Regions from separate parts of the Homo sapiens genome. Here all the other regions are linked to region 4. A link is a loop called in an ENCODE intact Hi-C map of the cell type or tissue named here. Cell type or tissue: IMR-90. All regions are shown on one strand. Each heading gives the region's core, and the rest is flanking DNA. Links, peaks and the distances in the headings are about the cores only. Region 1 overlaps PTCHD1-AS (PTCHD1 and PHEX antisense RNA). Region 2 has its middle 110 kb from the start of PRDX4. Region 3 has its middle 51 kb from the start of PRDX4. Region 4 overlaps PHEX (phosphate regulating endopeptidase X-linked).

Region 1 (5,796 bases), core at 312-5,311, 870 kb after region 4:
CGAAATGAGTCTCTGTGGCTTTTCCAGGTGCACGGTGTAAGCTGTTGGTGGATCTACCATCGTGGGGTATGGAGGATGTTGGTCCTCTTTTCACAGCTCCACTAAGCAGTGCTCTAGTGGGGACTCTGTGTGGGGGCTCCCACCCTACATTTCCCTTATGCACTGCCCTAGCAGAGGTTCTCCTTGAGGGCCCTGCCCCTGCAGCACATCTCGGCCTGGGCATCCAGGTGTTTCCATACATCCTCTGAAACCTAGGCAAAGGTTCCCAAACCTCAATTCTTGACTTCTGTGCACCCACAGGCTCAACACCACGTGGAAGCTGCCAAGGATTGAGGCTTGCAACCTCTGAAGCTGCAGCCCAAGCTCTATGTCGGTCCCTTTCAGCCACAGGTGGCATGGCTGGGACGAAGGGCACCAAATCCCTAGGTTGTACACAGCAGGGGAACACTAGACCCAGCCCATGAAACCATTTTGTCCTCCTAGGCTCCAGATCTCTGATGGGAGAAGCTGCCATGAAGACCTCTGACATGCTCTGGAGTCATTTTCCCCATTGTCTTGGGAATTAACAGTTGGCTCCTCATTACTTATACAAATTTCTGCAGCTGGCTTGAATTTCTCCTCAGAGAGTGGGTTTTGCTTTTCTATCACATCATCAGTATACAATTTTTCTGAACTTTTATGCTCTGCTTCCTCTTTAAATGTAAGTTCCAATTCCAAACCATATCTTTCTGAATGAATAAAACTAAATGTTTTTAACAGCACCCAAGTCACCTCTTGAATGTATTGCTGCTTAGAAATTTCTTCTGCCAGATGCCCTAAATTATATCTCTCAAGTTCAAAGTTCTACAGATCTCTAGGGTAGGGACAAAATGCCATCAGTCCCTTTGCTAAAACATAGCAAGAGTCACCTGTGCTCCAGTTCCCAACAAGTTCCTCATCTCCATCTGTGACCACATCAGCCTGGACTTTATTGTCCATATCACTATCAGCATTTCGGTCAAAGCCATTCAACAAGACTCTAGGAAGTTCCAAACCTTTCCCACATCTTCCTGTCTTCTTCTGAGCCCTCCAAACTGTTCCAACCTCTGCCTGTTACCCAGTTCCAAAGTCATTTCCATATTTTGGGTATCTTTACAGCAGCACCTCACTCTACTGGTACCAATTTACTGTATTAGTCCATTTTCATACTGCTATGAAGAAATACCCAAGACTGGGTAATTTATAAAGAAAACGAGGTTTAATGTATTCACAGTTCCACATGGCTGAGGAGGCCTCACAATCATAGCAGAGGGTGAAGGAGGAGCAAAGGCAAGTCTTATGTGGTGAGCAGGCAAGAGAGCTTGTACAGGGAAACTCCCCTTTATAAAACCATCAGATCTCATGAGACTTATTCATTATCACAAGAACAGCACAGGAATGACCCGCCCCATGATCCAATTACCTCTCACCAGGTCCCTTCCCCGACATATGGGAATTATGGGAGCTACAATTCAAGATGACATTTGGGTGGGGACACAACCAAACCATATCAGTCGTCATAACTGGGGGTGATGGTGGTGGTACTGGTATCTCCTGGGTATAGTCGGAGGATGCCACTAAACATCCCACAATTCATAGGAGAGCTCCCTAAAACAAAGAATTATCTGGCCTGAATGTCAGTAGTGCCACAGTTGAGAAACCTTGCAATGGATTAAGCAAAAATAAAAGCGCAAACCTAGGTGTAGAGAAGCCAAGAAGGGACTTTATGAAGGAAAACAAAAAGAGGATATTCATTTGTTGTGCACTGCGCAATACAAAATCCTCCACTGGCTGGGCATGGTGATGCACGCCTGTAATCCCAGCACTTTGGGAGGTAGAGGCGGGTGGATCACCTGAGGTCAGGAGTTCGAGACCAGCCTCACTAATATGGTAAAACCCCCATCTCTACTAAAAATACAAAAAATTAGCCAGGCGTGGTGGCGGGTGCCTGTAATCCCAGCTACTCAGGAGGCTGAGGCAGGAGAATCGATTGAAGCCAGGAGGCGGAGGTTGCAGTGAGCTGAGATGGCGCCACTGCACTCCAGCCTGGGTGGCAGAGCAAGACTCTGTTAAAAAAAAAAAAAACCCTCCACTAACTTTCCTTTCTTTGGTATAATCTGTATTTCTCAGCTGGAGTTGATTTTGCTCCCTAAGGGACATTTGGCAATGTCTGGAGACAATTTTAGTTGTCCCTACTAGGGGGCAGCATTGCTACTGGCATCTACTGGGTAGAAGTCAAGGATAAACAACTTAAAATGCACAGCACAGTAACTTAAAACAATGGATTTTTCAGTCCAGAACATACAGTGTTGAGGTCAAGAAACTGATTGCATTGATTGACCAGTGAAGTTTTTGTGTAAGTAAACTGTGTTTCAGAAATTCAAAGAAATACTTAGTTCTACATACAAATTGGGACAGATGGAAAGCAAAGCTCTGAATATACACAGGACTCAAAGTACGAGGATTCAGCTGACCTCAGAGTTGTGCATAAGATTCTTAGCATGGTGACTCACATTCAGTAGGCATTCAACAAATATTAGGTCCCTTCCACCTTCCCTCTCCCATCACCTACTATATATAATACTTGTTAACTATTCTGGGTGTTGCTCAAGCTGTTTTCCCCCATTTGGAATGCCCTTTCTCTTTCCTCTCTGCCAAGACAAATCACCTTTATCTTTCTGGGTCCAGCCAAAGTGCCATATCTTCCCTAAGTTCCTATCTACTCTCCTTCATTCCAAAACTTCTGCAGTTACAGTTCTTGTTATCAAAGAATAATGTTGACATTTACACTATCTGCATAGGAATCTAGTAGGCAATAAAGGTAGACCGTTTTAAATCAGTGAAGAAAGAAAAATCTATTCCAAACCAAATAAGTAAAATAAATAAATGAAAAATACATAATATATAGCAGGACAATTGATCAACCAAAAAACTCTTACTGTTAGAAAATAATTCCCACAAGATTATTGCTTTTATAAAAAACAAAAGAACATCAAGTTTATAGAGAGAAATAATTTCTGATATCAATGTGGAAAATAATTTTAAAACAGTAAAGCAACCACAGAAAATTAAAAGTAAATATGAATAGGTTTGATAAAGTAAAAATGAAAATCTTCTTAATGTTGAAAATATCATCAAAGGCAAAGGAAACACCAGAAAAATAATTTAAAATATATAATATGATCATAGTTATTTATATTTTATATATGGAGCTTTTTACAAAGAAAAAGTAAAAGATGAATAAATATGGGCTGAAATGTAAAAGGCAACTCACTAGACAAGTGAACAACATATATATTAAAAAGTGCTTGACTTCTTTATAATCAAAGGAATTAAAATTAAACCAATATGTAACTTTTCTCTAACAAATTGGGTTAAGGTTCTTTTTAAGGGTCTAATGCTACAAAGGATGCAGGGAAATAAACACTGATAAATTAAAATTCGATTTAATTCTATTCTGTGAAGGGACAGTTGAGATTATACGTATAATCTGTATATGTTTAACAGCCTTTGGCTCAGTAATATTACTTCCAGACATTTATCCCAAAGAGATAATCAGATATACATACCAGTATTTATAAACAAGGCTATTTATCATAGTGTTAATTAACATAATTTTTTTTAATCCTCAAGGTCCAATGATATGATACTAGTTAAATTGTAGCATATCTGTTCTTGATTTGGAATAGCAGAAATCATGTTCTTAACAAATATTTTAAAATATAAGGAAAAGCAGTTTATAAAATGATCTCGATTGTTTTTAGAAAACTACATTGGTCCATATATCTATATAAACAAAAGCAAATGAAATGGACACACATAGACACACACACTAACCATGGTTTTCTACATTATGGGATTATAGATGGTTTTGTTTTTGAGATGGAGTCTCACTCTGTCGCCCAGGCTGGAGTGCAGTGGCGTGATCTCAGCTCACTGCAACCTCCACCTCCCAGGTTCAAGCAATTCTCCTACCTCAGCCTCTCCAGGGGCTGGGATTACAGGTGCACACCACCACACCAGGCAAATGTTTGTATTTTTAGTAGAGACGGGGTTTCACCATGTTGGCCAGGCTGACCTCAAACTCCTGACCTCAAGTGATCCACCCACCTCGGCCTCCCAAAGTGTTGGAATTATGGGCGTTAGCCACCGCGCCTGGCCACTAGATGGTTTTAATATTTACCTTATTTTCTAAAATTTCTATAAAACAATGTTACTTTTATTATAATAAAAACGTCAAGCATAACTTTTGAATAACTGCTTCAAAAGTAACTTAATGAATAATTAAATGACTGCAGAAATTAATTCAACAGGCATTGTATCTGAGGGTATTTAAAATACAAGCATCTCTTGTCTTTCCCCCACTTAAATGTAAATGCCACTAATAGGAGATATCTTTTTTCTAACACTGCATCTTTTTTTTAACTTTTAAGTTCAGGGTTACAAGTGCCAGGTTTGTTACATGGGTAAACTTGTGTCATGGGAGTTTGTTGTACAGATTATTTCATCACCCAGGTATTAGGCCTAGTACCTATTAGTTATTTGTCTTGATCCTCTCCCTCCTCCCACACGCCACCCTCCAAAAAGCCCCAGTATGTGTTGTTCCCCTCTGTGTGTCCATGCTAACACTGCATCTTAAGTGCTAAAAACAATGCCTCGAACATAGTAGGAGCACAGTAAATAGCTGAATGAAAATAAGTACATTATTTTATTTTCATTGAGCAAAAGTAAACTTTTCTATTTCTGTTACTTGTTTTGTCTGTTGACAATTGTTGGCCTACACCTCACCTTATAATAAGAAATAATATATGTTGTTTGTGTCTTTTACACAAGGCACCCACATAAAAGGGACACTTTTATCTTATTTTACAGATGAGGAGACTAATGCTCAGAGAGGTTGCATAACTTTCCCACATTCAAAAAGTGAGTAAGTAGAGCTTGCTATCTCTGTGCTGAAAATTATAGATTCAATGAAGAAGCGACCTAGAGTACACAGAAATATAGGAGAGATGAGAAAGACATTATTAGGCAAAGCACACAGACATCTCAGTTTACAGCAAAATAAGAACCCTGTAAAGGTATTTTTCACACTATGCAATGTTTTTACCACTCTTCTTCTCGGGCCTTAAGCGTCTCTGCAGCTTTCTAGCACTAGAGAAACCCGCATGGTAAACTGAAAGCTTAAAATGAGAGAATTACAATCACTGAGTAATCAGACTTTTCACAAGTCCTTTTTAAAATATTAGTCTAGCCGGGCGCAGTGGCTCACGCCTGTAATCCCAGCACTTTGGGAGGCCAAGGCGGGTAGATCACGAGGTCAGGAGTTCAAGACCAGCCTGGCCAAGAAGGTGAAACCCGGTATCTACTAAAAAATACAACAAATTAACCAGGTGCAGTGGCAGGCGCCCGTAATCCCAGCTACTCGGGAGGCTGAGGCAGGAGAATCGATTGAACTCGGAGGGCAGAGGTTGCAGTGAGCTGAGATCGTGCCACTACACTCCAGCCTGACGACAGAGTGAGACTCCGTCTCAAAAAAAAATAAAATAAAATAAAATAAAATATTAGTCTAAATGGTTTGGTTGGATATCTGCTCACGTGGCATTTAGTAAACTACAGAACCATGACAACAATAAAAGAAAAGTAAGAAATGATCTGAAGAAAGACTGCAGTGAAGCTTCATACTGCTGGCTGGGGGAAGGGATACGAATATTTGGGGCATGCAAGATAAGCAAAAGAAACTGCCAGTGTAACAAGTCATAAATCCAGGCTCAATTTATA
Region 2 (5,000 bases), core at 1-5,000, 1.4 Mb after region 4:
TGACCATTTATTTAGGAAAATGAGTTTGCAGCCTCAAGGGTTACATTCAAATGGAGAAGGAATCAATGCAGCCAAGAAGAAAATCCCTGCCACACTTAAGAGGACTAAAAACTTTATCACTCTGGAATATTCCAGGTCAAATTCAAGATGTACCATTTTTTGACATTTTAATAGGTGCAAATTAAGTAGGGTTATGGGCACATTTCACATAAAGTGAGATTTCCTACAATCAGACCACAATAAAACTCTTTTTCTCTAGTAAAAACTTAGATTTAAGAACCTTTATACTCCCATATACATGCACAATATTAAATGGACTCAGATGAGAGAACAGCAAAGCTAATCTGTGCAGATAAAAGAATGAGTCAAAGAAAGACAATAACTACTGTTGTTTTTCAAAGTAAGTTAAGTTTATTATTTCTGTTGTCTGTCATCATCAATTGCAATGAGGATATAGACCAGCAGTCTGGGAAATATTCTCTAATGAGCCAGAAGCCCCTGCTTGGCTATATCTAACTTGGACTCTGACCCACACTGACAAGAGAAACAAAATTTGCCTGAATATTTCAAACACCACAAAGATAATGAAAAACCTAAGCCAAATTTCAGTCATTGCCCCAACAGAGTTGATAATGTCATGCAGTGCTGACATGTTCTTGGAATTGTAAAGCAATAAAATTATTTGTCAAAATTGAGCCTTTTCTACATGTCTCAAATTGTGTCTTTTACATTTTTTTCCATAATTTCCTGGCTTCTTTGACAGCTTTAAATTGTACATAATTTTCATGTACGGTACGTTTTGAAACACATGGATGTATACACTGTGAAATGGCTAGATCAATGTAATTAACACGTATTACAGGAGGAATAAGTTCAAGAGAACTTGTACAACATGTTAATTATAGTTAATGATAATGTATTATTTTCTTGGAAATTGTTAATAGATTTTAAATGTTCTCACCACAAAAGTGCTAAGTATATCACATTGTGTTATTTTATGTCTTCCTACAGCTCAAGCAAATTTTACCTTTTTATATTTCTGAAGTCATTGGTAACCAAGTGCTTCAGTCAGCATCCCAACAGGTTGGCATACTCAAATTAGGTTAACTTGAGGAGAATTTATTTTAAAAAAGGAACTCTTTTAAGGAGTATGGGCAAAATGCCAAGGAACTAGAAGTATCACAGAGCTAATAATATAGGAGCAGTTACTAAACCCTAGGCCCAAAGGAAAAAGGGAAAGGAGTAGTTTCCAGAACCTAAAAGGAGAGAATAGTATGCAAGTGGACACCTTGAAAAGGTTACTGAACTTCAGTAAACGTTCTCAGACAGCCCAAGGTGACCTTACAGGGAGGGAGCCAAGGGATAAATAATTGATCTCACTCTCCTCTCTCTCTCTATCTCTCTCTCACCTATCACTGGGGCCCCCATGAGCAAAACCAACCTGGAAGCCAGAGAAAATAAGAGCTCCTTGATGAAGTTCATACAGATTAGCATCCCAGGCCAGAGAACAAGGTGAAGACAAGAGGAGAATGGCTCTGAAGGGACAAATTAAAGCTATCCAACACTCCATGTTTTATGGAGCAAGTTTCTTCTCCCATCCATCATCTACATCTATTTAGTGACTACTGCATGCAATATACAGTAAATTATAAGAACATGGTGAAGATGTGGGAAAAGGAAGTTGAAGATAGAGAGAGAGTCACAGAAAAATCTCCTACAGGAAATTAAAATTAAAACATGTTTCTAACCATGGCAAAACTCAATTACCATATCTACAAGTAAAAATCTACCCAAAGGGCTGTCTGTGGATCAGTAGCATCAGCATCATCTGGGAACTTGTGAGAAATGCATAATCTCAGGCTCCACCCCAGACCCACTGACTCAGAATCTTATTTTTAATCAAATCCCCAGGTGCCTATTATGCACATTAAAGTTTAAGAAGCACTGCTGTAAAGACTCCCTAAATTTACTCAGGGTAATACTAAAAGTTTGGAGTAATTAAAGCTAGTGGGATTTAACATGGGAAAGTTCAAGAAGGTGTTATATTTTAGAAGTTTATTAGAATAGCATTTTACTGAAAACATCATGTTTTTACATTTAATCGTAAAGTCAAATGGCAAATATACTTAATTAGTAACTGGATATATAATATTCATGAAATAATATTATCAAAACTGATAGTAAATATTGTTCCATTAATACAAAGTTCTTTGGGGATAAAAAAAAATTCTTATGCTACATAAATTCTCTAAGTTCTCTAAAGAAAGGAAAAATCCAGGCTATTTAAATTGGAAAGCTGCTGCTTCAGTTTTGTGCTTTGCTGTCATTCTCGACTTAATACTATTTTCCTTTCTATTTCAGGATCAACTCTGACACTTCATGGGTGTTCAGTAAACACTTTTTGATCGATTGAAGCCCAACTGTTTTAAAATTGTATGCTAAACTATAATAATAGATCAGCACCAAAATCTAGTTGCAGACTGTCTTCTCTACCTAAAGAACAGCACCATCTAGTGTTTGCCCAACAATGTTCCATCTTCTATCAAGTGTATCTTTACTAAGCCATATGAGAAAATTCTAATGTTAAAGTTAATCCACTGTGTCATACCGTTCTACCTTACTACATATCTAACAAAGTCTTAGAATAATTTAAGTTTGCTTTTGCCATGCATCAGTTCTAGCTTTAAAATAGCAGCAGCAGCCTGGAGCACTGGCTCAGGCCTGTAATCCCAGCACTTTGGGGATGCCGAGGCAGGCAGATCACGAGGTCAAAAAAATCGAGACCATCCTGGCCAACATGGTCATCTCTACTAAACATACAACAACCCCATCTCTACTAAAACTACAAAAATTAGCCGGGCGTGGTGGCGCGTGCCTACAGTCCCAGCTACTCAGGAGGCTGAGGCAGGAGAATCGCTTGAACCCGGGAGGCAGAGGTTGCAGTGAGCTGAGATCCTGCCACTGCACTCCAGCCTGGCGACGGAGCGAGACTCCGTCTCAAAAAAAAAAAAAAAAAAAAAAACAAAAAAAGCAGGAGCACTATTTCATACACTACGGAAAGACAAATTTACCTCAACATCTCAGTAGCCCAGCCCACATCTTCTTACTTCAATCCTTATCAACTCAGTGCATACCATCTGATTTCCCACTTCAAGAACCTATCGGCCATGCCTGAGGACTTTTTCAGGCCACCAAAAACCACCTTGCTGCTCACACTGCAGGCCAGACCTAGATTAACCCTGCCCTCAGAAGCCCCCAGCCAAGACTAATGAGAGATGATGCATAAACATCCCAGCTTCCTATCCCCTCAGGAGACAGGCTCTGTTTCCTAGAGTTTTCTCATAAGACGAAGTGCCAATCACTCACAACGGTGACTCTTTTGGCTGCCTTCTCTTCCCAGTCTCACTTTCCTACTCCCCTAGCAATGTTTCCCTCACCTCCAGATAAACTACTTGCACTGCATTCTTACGCTGCAGTCTGCTTCTGGGAAAACCCAAATTAAGACATTCTTACTGCACCATATCCCATCGAAAGCCATTGGCTAAGAAGACAAGTAGAGAAGAAGTGTTCCATGCCTGGTTCATCATTTGCTACCCTCCCACCACCCCACCCAGTTCACCAACCTAATATATAATCACGGCATCACAGGAATATTACATAACAGCAGAGACTTTGCTTTATTCACTGCTGTATTACAACACCTAGAACAATGCCCACAAATAGTAATTGCTCAATAAATATTTGCTGACTACAAGTTAATGCTGGACATAAATATATCTCTGAGCTTTGAAAGAAGAAAGTCACCAATGGTGACCAAGATTTTATGTACAAATATTAATTTATTCTCTTTTAATTTCCAATATTTTCTAATATGAAAACTTTTTTAGCAAAACTCAGATCTACGGATCCATACCTGATGCGCCAAGCCAGTCAGAATACCTGTCACTGGAATAAAAGTACATTACAAATCTAAGCATTTGTGAGTATATGAAAATTAAGATAGTTATTTTCGGGGCTCATGTTTTGCCAAATTAACATTTTAATAGATACTAATATTAGAAAGGAGCTACTATGAAAATTTTAATTTATGCCTAAAGCTACATGTGTTTTTCTAATTCCTTTTCCTTCTTTTCTCTACAAAATAAAACATGGTTTTCAATGGATTATGTCATCAAATTCAACGTGAACTTTAGATTTTTTTTAATATTGGTCACAATGACACATTAAAGTGTTCTAGCACATGAGATGTTTCCCTAATCAAAGGATATTGTAAGATTAATAGAGAAAAATGACTCAACTCTGAAAGTTTACACCAGGACAGGTTGAACAGATAGAGGATGCATTTTCTTTTACTCAGGACAGCTGTAAGGAATGCTAGATTCCAGTGACCACTCATCAGGGAAAGTGAGGTAAACAAGGATTAGGTAGTGCCTAGGAGATTTGGGCTCTCAAGGTGTGATCTATAGCCCAATTGTCACAGTCCAAAAAGTCCTCTACCCACATAGATACCAATAATCAAGGATTTGTACATGATGGGTAGAGTCTGACACATAGCATCTTCTTGGCTCAGGAGCGGGGTTGTAAGCCTGGGTCTAAGCATAACAGAGGACAGACATATGGCTACAGGGCAAGGGAAGATTGGCAAGGGTGGGCTCTAGGCAGATTCTTAGGACCTTAACTAAGCAGCCTAGCATGCAGAATAGGGCGGCTCAGCCCCTAAGAAGACTTTTTATGCAAACCAGGAATTAGAACAGGCCATCCTTGTTGAAGGCTGGGACACATGGCTCAGTGGGTGCTCTTAATCTGGTTCCAGGAAGACCTGAAACCAGGAAGAAACATATATTAATTCCAAATGCCCTCTGATGGGGATGAGAATCAGGTTTGGAACTCATGTTTACAGTAACTGAGACGAGCTAGGTCTAAAGGTTAAAAGCCATCACATTCTCCAGCTGGACAGAGACAAAAGGGCATTAGGAAATAGGTAGAAGGTGGCAAATTGC
Region 3 (5,796 bases), core at 437-5,436, 1.5 Mb after region 4:
AAGACTGGGCAATTTACAAAAGAGGTTTACTTGGACTTAAACCTCTTTTGTAAATTGTTCCATGTGGCTGGGAAAGTTCCACATGGCTGGGGAAGCCACGTAAATTTTGTAAATTGTTCCGCGTGGTTGAGGCAGTTCCAAGTGGCTGGAAAGCCTCATAATCGTGGTGGAAGGCAAGGAGGAGCAAGTCCCGTCTTACATAGGTGGCAGCAGGCAAAGAGAGAGCTTGTGCAGGGAGACTTCCGTTTTTCAAAACCATCAGATCTTGTGAGACTTATACACTATCATGAGAACAGCACAGGAAAGATCTGTCCCCATGATTCAATTACCTCCCACCAGGTCCATCCCACAACATGTGGGAATTCAAGATGAGATTTGGGTGGGGTACACAGCCAAACCATATCACAAAACTACAATGAGAGATTATCTTATCCCAGTCGGAGTGGCCATTAATAAAAAGACACATACAAAAAAACAGATGTTGGCAAAGATGCAGAGAAAATGGAACACTTATATGCTTTTGGTGGGAATGTAAACTAGTACAGCCACTGTGGAAAACAGTATGCAGATTTCTCAAAAAAACTAATGATAGAATTACCATTTAATCCAACAATCCCACTACTGCATATCTACCCAAAGGAAAAGAAATCAATGTATCAAAGAGATACGTGTACATACCTGTATGTGCATGTTTATCGTAGCACTATCCAATAGCAAAGATATGGAATCACCTTAAGTGTCCACCGGTGGATAAACTGATAAATAAAATGTGTTATATATACACAATGGAATATTATTCAGTCATTAAAAAATTAAATTATGTCATTTGTAGCAACACGGATGGAACTAGAGGTCATTATCTTAAGTGAAATAAGCCAGGGGAAAAAAGCCAAATATCACATGTTCTCATTTACATGTGGGAGCTAAAAAATTTGAATACATGGAGGTATAGAGTGGAAAAATAGATAACAGAGACTAAGAAGGATGAATGGAGGGAAGAGAGGAGGATGAAGAGAATTGGGTTAAAGGGTACAAACATACAATAAGATGGAAGGAGGCCAGGTGCAGTGGCTCACACCTGTAATCCCAGCACTTTGGGAGGCCGAAGCAGTCAGATCACAAGGTCAGGAGTTTGAGACCAGCCTGGCCAATATGGTGAAAACCCGTCTCTACTAAAAATACAAAATTGGCCAGGTGTGGTGGCGCATGCCTGTAATCTCAGCTACTCGGGAGGCTGAGGCAGGAGAATTGCTTGAACCCGGGAGGCCGAGGTTGCAGTGAGCCAAGTCGCGCCATTGCACTCCAGCCTGGGCTACAAAGCGAGACTCCACCTCAAAAAAAAAAAAAAAAAAGATAGAAGGAATAAATTCAGTGCTTGGTAGCAAAGTAGGATAACTATACTTTACAAAATGTATTGTACTTGAGTGATGGACACCTTAAATACCCTGACTTTATTAGTATGCATAATATATAATGGTTAAATTTCCCATGTATCCCATAAATTTGCACAAATTTAAAAAGAGTAGTGACTGAAGATTCAGTTAGTCAGACACCTTCTTAAACATCTGCATTGAACAGGATGTTGAAAGCAACATATCCTGTCATGCAAGAGATATGACAAAGATCCAAAGGGTGAATCATTAAATGCCCAGTATAACTATATTGTACATTGAGGAGACAGGCCATCTTGCAAAGAAAAAGACCATAACTGGTTCTGCTGGCATTATCTTATGGCCAAAGGTTAAAAAAAAAAAAGTTTCATTGGAAAGAATATAAAATGTTTAAGTGATAATTGTCAATGTGGTATGCATATTCTCTACCATCATGAATCTGGTTCTCATCATGAGTCTGGTTCTCCCTTCTTCCAAAAATACATAATCAAACATTCTAATTAAATGGAAGGTAACCTTCTAGCAAATTACCAGAAGGAACTCAAGCCCAATCTGACTTTCTTAACCAGGTGTTCCACTGGGAGCTGATCATTAGTAGTCTATACCTCTTTTTCAATATATTATTTAAGAATCCAAGCCATCTTTCAATAGTACCTGCTACCTATTATACAGGGCATAAATGGTCCAGCAGACATCCCAGGTAGCTTCCCAAGATGAGTACTTTTTTCCTGTAAACCTGGTATCACTGTCAGTGAATCCAAACATGAAGCAAAGTCTAAGAGTATTCTTTTTTCTTCACCCCCTCAAGCATTTATTCTTTCAGTTACAAACAATCCAAAGAAAAGAGGCTTGAAGATTTCTCAAAGAACTTAAAACAGGGCTACCATTTGACCCAGCAATCCAATTACTGGGTATATATCCAAAGGAAAATAAATCATTCTACTAAAAAGACAAGGGCACTTGCATGATCATCACAGCACTATTCACAACAGCAAAAACATGGAATCAACCTCTGTGCCCATCAACAGTAGACTGGAAAAAGAAAATGTGGTATACATACACATGGAATACTATGCAGCCATAAAAAATAACAAAATCATGTCTTTTGCAACAACATGGATGTAGCTGGAGGCCATTATCCTAAGTGAATTAACGTAGAAATGGAAACCCAAATACCACATGTTCTCACTTATAATTGGGAGCTAAACATTGGGTATACACGGACATAAAGATGACAACAATAGACAATGGGGACTATTAGAAGTAGGGAAGCAGGGCAAGGGTTTAAAAACTAATTATTGGGTACCATGCTCACTACCTGGGTGACAGGATCAATCATACCTCAAACCTCGGCATCACGCAATATATCCATGTAAGAAACCTGCACATGTACCCCCTAAATCTAAAATAAAAGTTAAAATTATATTTTAAAAATAAAATAAATAAAGTTGTATTTTTTTTTTAAGAGGGGTTCTTTTAAGAAAAGGGAGCACACAACGGAGGGATACATTACAAAATCCTAGGGACTAGGATCCCTCTTGTGGCCACTCAGAGTAAAGGCACGTTCCTGAAAGCCTGCACTAATAAATAAGATGTTGAATACATACCCTCTCAGGAAAGAAACTCGGCAGAAGCTCTGTTATGGATTGAATTATGTACCCCCTACCAAAAAGAAGAAGCTCATATGTTCATCCTTAGCAACCAGTTCCTCAGAATGTATCCTTATTTGGAGAAAGGGTTTTAAAGATGTAGTCAAGTTAAAATGAGGTCACTAAAGTAGCCCTAATCCAACATGACCAGTGTCCTTATAAGAAGAATCAATCTGGACACAGGCACATATATATGGAAAACACATGTGAACATATAGACAGTCAACTACAAGCCAAGGAAAGAGGCCTGGAACAGATTATTCCCTCACAACCTTCCCTGAATTCCCTTACAACCAATATTGCCAACATTTTCATTGAATTTCAGGGGATTTCTAGGCCTAGATGTGTGAAACAAAAAATTTCTGTTGTTTAAGCCTCCACATTTTGGTACTTTCTTATGGCAACTCTAGAAAATCAATACAGTTTCCAAAGGGCAAGACATATCAAATATTCCCATATTCTTGCCACTGCACTCCAGCCTGGGTAACAATCTGAGACTCTGTCTCAAAAAAAAAAAACTCCTGTATTCTAAAGTGAGCTGCCGACCACCTAGCAAATAAATAGAACGAGTTTCTGCCAGCATTAGCCCATTAAGCCATGTCAGAAATATAAAATAGTTGAGGTAGAAGAGAGAGAAAAAGAATTTTTAGAGTTTTGTCAGTGTGCTGGACATTCTGCCTATATTCATGAGGGAGGGTCAATGGTTTGTGCCCCTTTGCCACAAACCATTGACAAAGAGCTTCAGAAAGCCTGACTGATGCCCATGAAGGTTGAGAGACACAGGAACTAGTGTCTGACTCACACAGTGAAAATCAAGAGGCTGTGGCTGGAGATATTCCTGGAAAGGGGACACTAAGAGTACGACTTGTGAGAGAACAAGCAATTCCACCAATTACAAAAGAAGGATGTTGATTTCCAGGGTCAACATGTCATCCTGGGAAAAAGAGAGGCCTGATAAGTACTTCATAAGGAAGCCACTCAAGAGAACTGCCTGCAGAGGAAGAAAGACCCCAACAGAATTAGAGCTCACAAAGTCCTTGGGATTGAGAAGGACTCTAAGTGATAAGTCACAGTGAAGGCATTGCATGTGGCAGGAATATAAAATCTGAGGTATCTGAAGAAAGGAAAAGTGCTTCCTAACATCATCAGTTCGTGATTTCCTCCATATCTCAGAGCCCCCAGATCATACTATGTCTTTGCCAAATATGCCAGTGTGTGTTCTTCTCCCTAAGTCTTTCCCACTGTGGGGATCTCATCAGGGGAAAGAGAATGAGCAGTCAACTGGGGTGCAGATGCAGAAAGAACATATGCACCTGGGGCTGAAAGATCAGTCCCCAAGATTCATGAATTGAGGTTTTGATTATTATACTGAAATAGGCAGGTTTCTTACAGTTGAAAGTGGCTCAGGACACTTCGCTATGTAAGAATAACCAGAAAAACTATGGGACCCACCTTAGCTTTCTTCCCAAACATGGAAAGAACAGGTCTCTAAGCCAGTTTTCACAGGGAAAAAGAAAAATAATAAACTACTTTCTTTTGACCCAGTTGACATATTTCAACAGGAATTCTAATGAACAAACAGTGATAAAATTCCAATCTGACTATGCTCCAAGGTTTATGATAACCCAGAAGTCATAGTGAGGACCGCAGGAGAGTCATATAGGTGTGTACTAAGGATACCATGAGGCAAGAGATTATGAAACATTATGACTTCTCAGCTATCCACAAACATATATTTCTAGTATTTTATAAGGCCTTCAAAATTATGAAAGAAAACATCTAAATCCCACCATGTCACATTACGATGGAAAAATCGAGTACAAATGCAAAAACTGGTGTCCATCAATCTGCAGGGCTCCCCAGTATAGTGAGTTCCAATTGACATGATTCCAGAAGCTGTGGTAAAATCAAAGGTATATAAACACCAAGTCTTCTTAAGGGACCTTTAAATATACAAAACAGACTCCTTGAGAAAACTCACAATAAAAAGTACCCAGGCTTGAAAACTCAGGGACAACTTCACACTGGAGGTGACCCAGTAAAATTTCTCTCTGACAATAACCAGGAGCATTCAGGCTCAGAGTGATCTGAAAGCAGTCATATATGTGGAAGGGTCTGCATGCACATTGGCAATTCCTACAATGGGAGGCAAAGGAACAGTGGCTTTCCCTCACTTTATCCATCACCACTTTCCAGTATTCACCTTTGTCCACTCTTCCTCCCCTTCTCTCCTACATTCCCCTATTTCTCTGATTTCTCCTAGTCTCTCCTATTCTCCCACACTATGCCAAAGGATAGCTGTAAAGAGTACAGTGGTTCTCTGACTTAGATCAGGATCCCAATCCTGCAAGGACACTTTCCTAAAGCTACATGGGCACAGAGTCCTAATGAAACACATTTCCCTTCTCATCTTCCATATGTAGGTTTTCTTAAAGTATATCTACCTACAAAACATCCTGGGCCTCTGTATTAGTCTGTTTTTTTTTTTTTTCACACTGCTGATAAAGATATACCCAAGACTGGGCAATTTACAAAAGAAAGAGGTTTGATTGGACTTACAGTTCCATGTGGCTGGGGAAGCCTCACAATCATGGCAGAAGGCAAGGAATAGCAAGTCATGTCTTACATGGATGGCAGCAGGCAAAGAGAGAGCTTGTACAGGGGAACTCCTCTTTCTAAAACCATCAGATCTCATGAGACTTATTCACTATCACGAGAACAGCACAGGAAAGACTTGCCCCCATGATTCAATTACC
Region 4 (5,000 bases), core at 1-5,000:
CTTCTGGTTTAATGGATGTTCATGCTTGACATTGACTGTGTAGTTGGTTTTTATATTGACTGAACTGTTGACTCTGAATGACCCCAGAGTTAGCTGTCTGCTTTTGGATGAATACATAGATTTTTGTTTCACCAGGAGGTAAGAGAAAATAATACCTGAATTTTTCGAACTGCATTTTCAAATACCTTGTAATTCGGCCTTTCCTTTCTCCTAATTGCTGTCTGTAAGAGGCACATGGCTTGCTGCCTGGTGAATTGTGTCATAAACCATCACTGGATATGGCAGAATGCAGAGCAGTGGGGAGTCACAGGGAGCAGCTGGAACAAGAGCCCCTAAGACACCAAAACGAAGAAAACCCATATTGGCCACATGTCCTTCTGCTCTGTGCATGATGCATGCAAATGTCCTGGGGCAAATCCTTTCCTGTAACCAAGCATATCTCCTTCCCGACCCATCATTTGGCACAAATGACCCAAATAGTATACTGATAAACTGCAGACCAGTGTTCTACCATTGCTTAGGACTACAAACGTATTTCCTAATAGAAGTGGACACTTGCTGGGCCTTGTAAAATTTTCTGATACTATGCGACACGATAAGGGAACAAAGGAGAAAAGTATTGACAGCCATGCTGTTTAAAAGTAGAAAACGGGCTGGGTGCAGTGGCTCACGCCTGTAATACCAGGACTTTGGGAGGCTGAGGCAGGTGGATCACTTGAGGTCAGGAGTTTGAGATCAGCCTGGCCAACATGGCAAAACCCCATCTCTGCTAAAAATACAAAAAAATTAGTCGGGTGTGGTGGCATGCATCTGTAGTCCCAGCTACTCGGGAGGCTGAGGCAGGAGAATCGCTTGAGCCTGGGAGGCGGAGGTTGCAGTGAGTTGAGATCGTGCCACTGCACTCCAGCCTGGGTGACAGAGCGAGACTCCATCTCTGAATAAATGAATGAATGAATGGGATCCATTTTGAATTCCAGAGATTCTGATAGAGCTGGAATTCAAGTGGGTGGAGCATACCTGCTAGACTCTTGATGGATGCTTCTCTGCAGCTGAGCATTTCTTGTATCTAGAGGTATTTTTGAAAGCTTCCTGAGTATAACAATCACCTGGGTTGCCTGGACGCTCTGGCTTTCTGGGCCCCTTCCCAGCAAGGCCTGGGTTAATGGATCATGGATGCAGGCTGAACAGCTGTCACTTTAGCCAGTCTCCGGGTGATTGTTATCACTAGGCAGGTCTGGGGAAACACTGCCTGGAGTCATACTGAGTCATACTGAGCACAAATATTTTTGCCTCAGCGTTCTGGGAATGCTTAACCTTGTTGAAATGAGAACACGTAGAGTTTTAGCAAGGATATTTTCTAGTGCTTTAAACTCATGGTACTGGAGATGGATAAACATTGCCATAGATACTTTTGTCAGTAGATGTGAAAAGGCGTTTGTTCAGTGTTTATAATGAAGGAAGAACTGGGATGGTGGGTGGCAAGGCAGCGTTGGAGGAAGACAAAGAGTAGGTTTGATTTTTTGTTTCCCCTTCAAAAATCTGTCAAAGCTGTCCTCAGTCACATAAGGCACAGGCTGATGAAGGCAAGAGCACATGGGCTGTGATGGGAAACTCTCCAGATGGTAGACAACTTTCAACACCAACATATTGTTGTTTTATGAAGGCTTCATTTATTTGCTGAGCTAGCTTGTGGTATGTGGAACAGGATGTGTCTTGCCCTGGGCAGTTGAGCGCTTAGTGTATTAAGGGCTCTTTATCCTCGCCTGACCCCACATGAACCGAAGAGGTGCTTGCATGAATTAGTACAGGACCACCAGGGTGGAGGGTGGGGTGGAGTGTGTGTGTATGTATAGGTGTTGGGGGTAATGTGTTATGAATAGCTGGATGCCAGGGGAATGTTCTGGGAAGTGCAGTCAGTTCTTTGAGCAGTGTGGATTGCAGTTGCCTCAGGGAGCTCTTCTGAGTGGCATAAGGGAGTGGGTGCCTCACAGTTGGCCCTTCTCGGCAAGTGGCCCATGGGTCCTTCTTGAAGCAGGACTATTCTCAGTTCTTCTAATATTAGACATGTTCCTGTTTGCCTCCCGAGTTGCTCTCCAGTCTTCTATTTTATTTCAATGAGAGCTGTCAGTTTTTCTTCTAAAAGCGTTCTTTGAACACTCTGCTTTCTTTGAGCTGAGTTCAACCTGCCAGGAACTCTGCTAGTTCCACGACAGGTACAAATATCAAAGGCAAATTGGATCTCACAAAGTTCCCCGACTGTATCTTGCATTTCAGAGTTCAGAGAAGTTTCTTTAACGAAATGCAAGAAAGATGGATGTTGTTGAAGCAATTTCAGCAGTTCTTTGAAGTGGGTCCTTTCCTGGACCCCAGAAGATGTAAATTTTTTTTTTTTTTTTCCCCTCAAAATTAAATGAACATGCAGTTCTTAAAATGACCTCTGGGTGGAGCTCGTGGTACTCACAAAGAACACTAGCGGCGTTGAAAGCTTTTATGCAGCTTTCTACTCCGGCGTTGTTTTTGAAAAAAAAAAAATTTCTTGCCCTTTTTCTCTGCTGTCCTCGATTTGATTGCCTTTTAATAGTCAACAAGAAAGGAGAGACTTTGCCTAATAATTCCTTGAATCTTAGATGGAAATCTCCCACTATCTTAGGGTTTTGTCTTTCTGATACTGAGTAGCCCCTGCATTAAGAAAGGATTTGCCTGCATTTGAAGTGGAGGTGAATAACTCGCCTGCTCTTCCTGGTATGACTTGGCACTGTTCTTTGGGCATGTGTTGTATGCAGTGTATCACCCAGGCGGAAGATTTCTCATCAATAATAGTGCCCACACTGGGCCAATGCTGAGTCACTTGGCAACCCATTGGGAAAGCTGGAAAAATGTTCTGATTTGTGAAAGGGAGAAGCTTTTCTTTCCCTCACCATGAAGCTCTGGACCGCAGCTAATTACAGAGCCTCCTAAGAAGTGTTAACCTCAGCATTCCATAGTGACCGACCTCCTGAACCGGGCAGGTACAGAAAGCTGCAGTGTTCTGAGGCCTAATACCTTGGCTTTTGTAGCAATGACCTCGTCTCAAAATGGAAGTGTGTGGATGTGGCTTTGTTGTACTCTTTGCTAGGGGTGTTCACTGTAAAAGATAAATGAGGATGCCTCTGCTCCCGTGAAGGGTAAATTTGTTTTCTCTGTCTCCCTGCCTTTTCCTGCTCATCTCTTAAGAGGTCACGAGTAGTTTTTGTATTGTGAAACTGATGGTGTAGGTTTCAAGTGGAAATTTAGTATCGTGAAATAAGCACCGCTTTTTGTTTAGGATTCTCTGTTCCCTGCAAGCATGTGCTCTTATTGTAAATAAGCAGCAAAGGACAGGGCATCTGTTATTTTTCTGGTGACCACAGCTGTTGAATGAGTGTCAGGTGATAAAATAATGATTTTAGGGGTGTCTTCTGGAGGATTTGCCCTTGCCAGAGTAGAAGAGGAGGATCTCAAGGTCGCTACATCAGGATTCTGACTGAGACCTGGCAGGAGAGCGTCAGATCAGGAGGAGCAACTTCCTGAGCTTGGCTTATCTCCAGCTGGATTTGACTATATAGCCAAAAAGCTGGATCCCTTCGGAATTATTTGTTTGTTTGTGCTCTTTGCCCCTGGGACCTAAGTTTGTCAGGTCACATCCAAAGAAAAATAGCAGGATGGGACTCACAGGGAGGTGGCATCCTAATGATGCTCTGAGGGAGTGGCCTTAACCTTGGCCACAGCAGGTGCAGAGAAGTCGGCTGAATGGTCCTAAATTTATTGGCATGTGACTCTCACACACAGGCTTTGAGTGAGGTGGTGAGAGTTTTCTTGCAGAGGGCGAAACAGAGGTGTAGCCCACTTCTTTGGCTTTGTCTCTAAGCTCTACCAGGCCTAGGTACTGGACTTCTCCCAGGTATGCGGTCAGGGCTCTGCTTATATCCGGAGCCTGGTGGTTCTCAAGGTGTGGTTCCAGACCAGTAGCAGCAGTGGTCCCTGGGAACTCATTAGAGATGCAAATTTTCACATCCCCACCTGCTGAGCTCTGGGAGTAGGGCTCAGTGCCTTGTGTTTTACCTGGTGATTCTGCTGCGTGAAAAGGGTTGGGAACCCCTGTCTTGTCCTTACCACTTCACAGCACACCTGCCTGACTTCCAACTGCAGCCTCCTGCATTTTGGCCAAGAGCATTCTCTCCCTGCTACAGCCTGCTTTGCTACTCATAAAGAGGGCCCAAAGGACGGGGAATGACCACACCTTCCTCAGAAGTCCTCACCCAACAGTTGATGGGAGTTGCTGTGTGTGGCCCCCGCTCCCTCATCCCTCTAGTGCGTGTTCCACATGGGCTCTGGGAGCTTTTCCAATGGGCTAGAGCTATTATACTAGCTAAGATACTCGTTGCTGACTGCCTTTCTTTCTCTACATATTTCCTCTTTCTCCTACCAGTGTTTCTTTTGCTGCCCAAATGAACTGCTCGCACTTGAATCCTTGTCTTAGAGTCTGTTTCTGGGGGATTCCCAACTAGGACACAGCCCCTGGGGGTATACGCTTTCCCAGTGCTTCCTTGCCTGTAAGGCAACAGCACATTTCACCGAGTCTGGTTGCTAGCACTGCTTCAGCAGACTCAATGCCACAAACATTTCTAGCACACCAACAGCATGCCAGGTGCTGAGCCGGGATTCGGACTCAGAGATGAGCAGCCACAGTCCCTTTTCTGCGGGGGCCTTCAGGCTCCTAGGAGAGAACAGGAGGCCATGGATGCAGGGCAGACCAGGAGAAGTGTTAGGTAACGTGATGGAGACGAAAGGGGTCCTGGGAGTCTAGGGGAGCTCAAACATGACATGTGAGGGTGCCTTACTTGGGAAGTGCCTACTCTGCCCCTTTCTCTCTTCCTCTGTGGTGTTCCCACACCCTGTCTTGCAGCCTTGTGGCAAGTCTTCCTCTTCCTTCCTTACTAATCCCAACTCTGCATCTGGCTGTCACTTCCCCTTGATACCTT

Evidence for each region. A loop is a pair of places that touch in the nucleus more often than their neighbours do. Peaks named below come from ENCODE experiments on the same cell type or tissue, not always from the same donor. Only the 100,000 strongest peaks of a DNase experiment are listed, where the experiment ranks them.
Region 1: a loop joins it to region 4, with 6 times the contacts of the local background. A loop is called at or near these places in 2 of 110 quality-filtered maps.
Region 2: it touches region 4 in a loop (15-fold over the local background); 11 of 110 quality-filtered maps call a loop at or near these places.
Region 3: it touches region 4 in a loop (10-fold over the local background); 6 of 110 quality-filtered maps call a loop at or near these places.

Annotation. Positions count from the first base shown.
Region 1 is chrX:23,006,380-23,012,175 of GRCh38, forward strand. The region is part of intron 3 of PTCHD1-AS (PTCHD1 and PHEX antisense RNA); the gene reads right to left. Among named protein-coding and RNA genes, the nearest start is that of DDX53, 9.3 kb to the left of the region's middle. In IMR-90, for the core only: a CTCF peak has its summit at 2,215 (motif pointing left); no DNase peak of the experiment used is centred there.
Region 2 is chrX:23,551,985-23,556,984 of GRCh38, forward strand. No RefSeq gene overlaps it. Among named protein-coding and RNA genes, the nearest start is that of PRDX4, 110 kb to the right of the region's middle. In IMR-90, for the core only: a CTCF peak has its summit at 2,513 (motif pointing left); no DNase peak of the experiment used is centred there.
Region 3 is chrX:23,613,630-23,619,425 of GRCh38, forward strand. No RefSeq gene overlaps it. Among named protein-coding and RNA genes, the nearest start is that of PRDX4, 51 kb to the right of the region's middle. In IMR-90, for the core only: a CTCF peak has its summit at 2,929 (motif pointing left); no DNase peak of the experiment used is centred there.
Region 4 is chrX:22,133,658-22,138,657 of GRCh38, forward strand. All of the region lies in intron 12 of PHEX (phosphate regulating endopeptidase X-linked), which reads left to right. Among named protein-coding and RNA genes, the nearest start is that of PHEX-AS1, 37 kb to the right of the region's middle. In IMR-90, for the core only: a CTCF peak has its summit at 2,448 (motif pointing right); DNase peaks (open chromatin) are centred at 1,274 and 2,444; H3K27ac peaks cover 1,959 bases; H3K27me3 peaks cover 143 bases.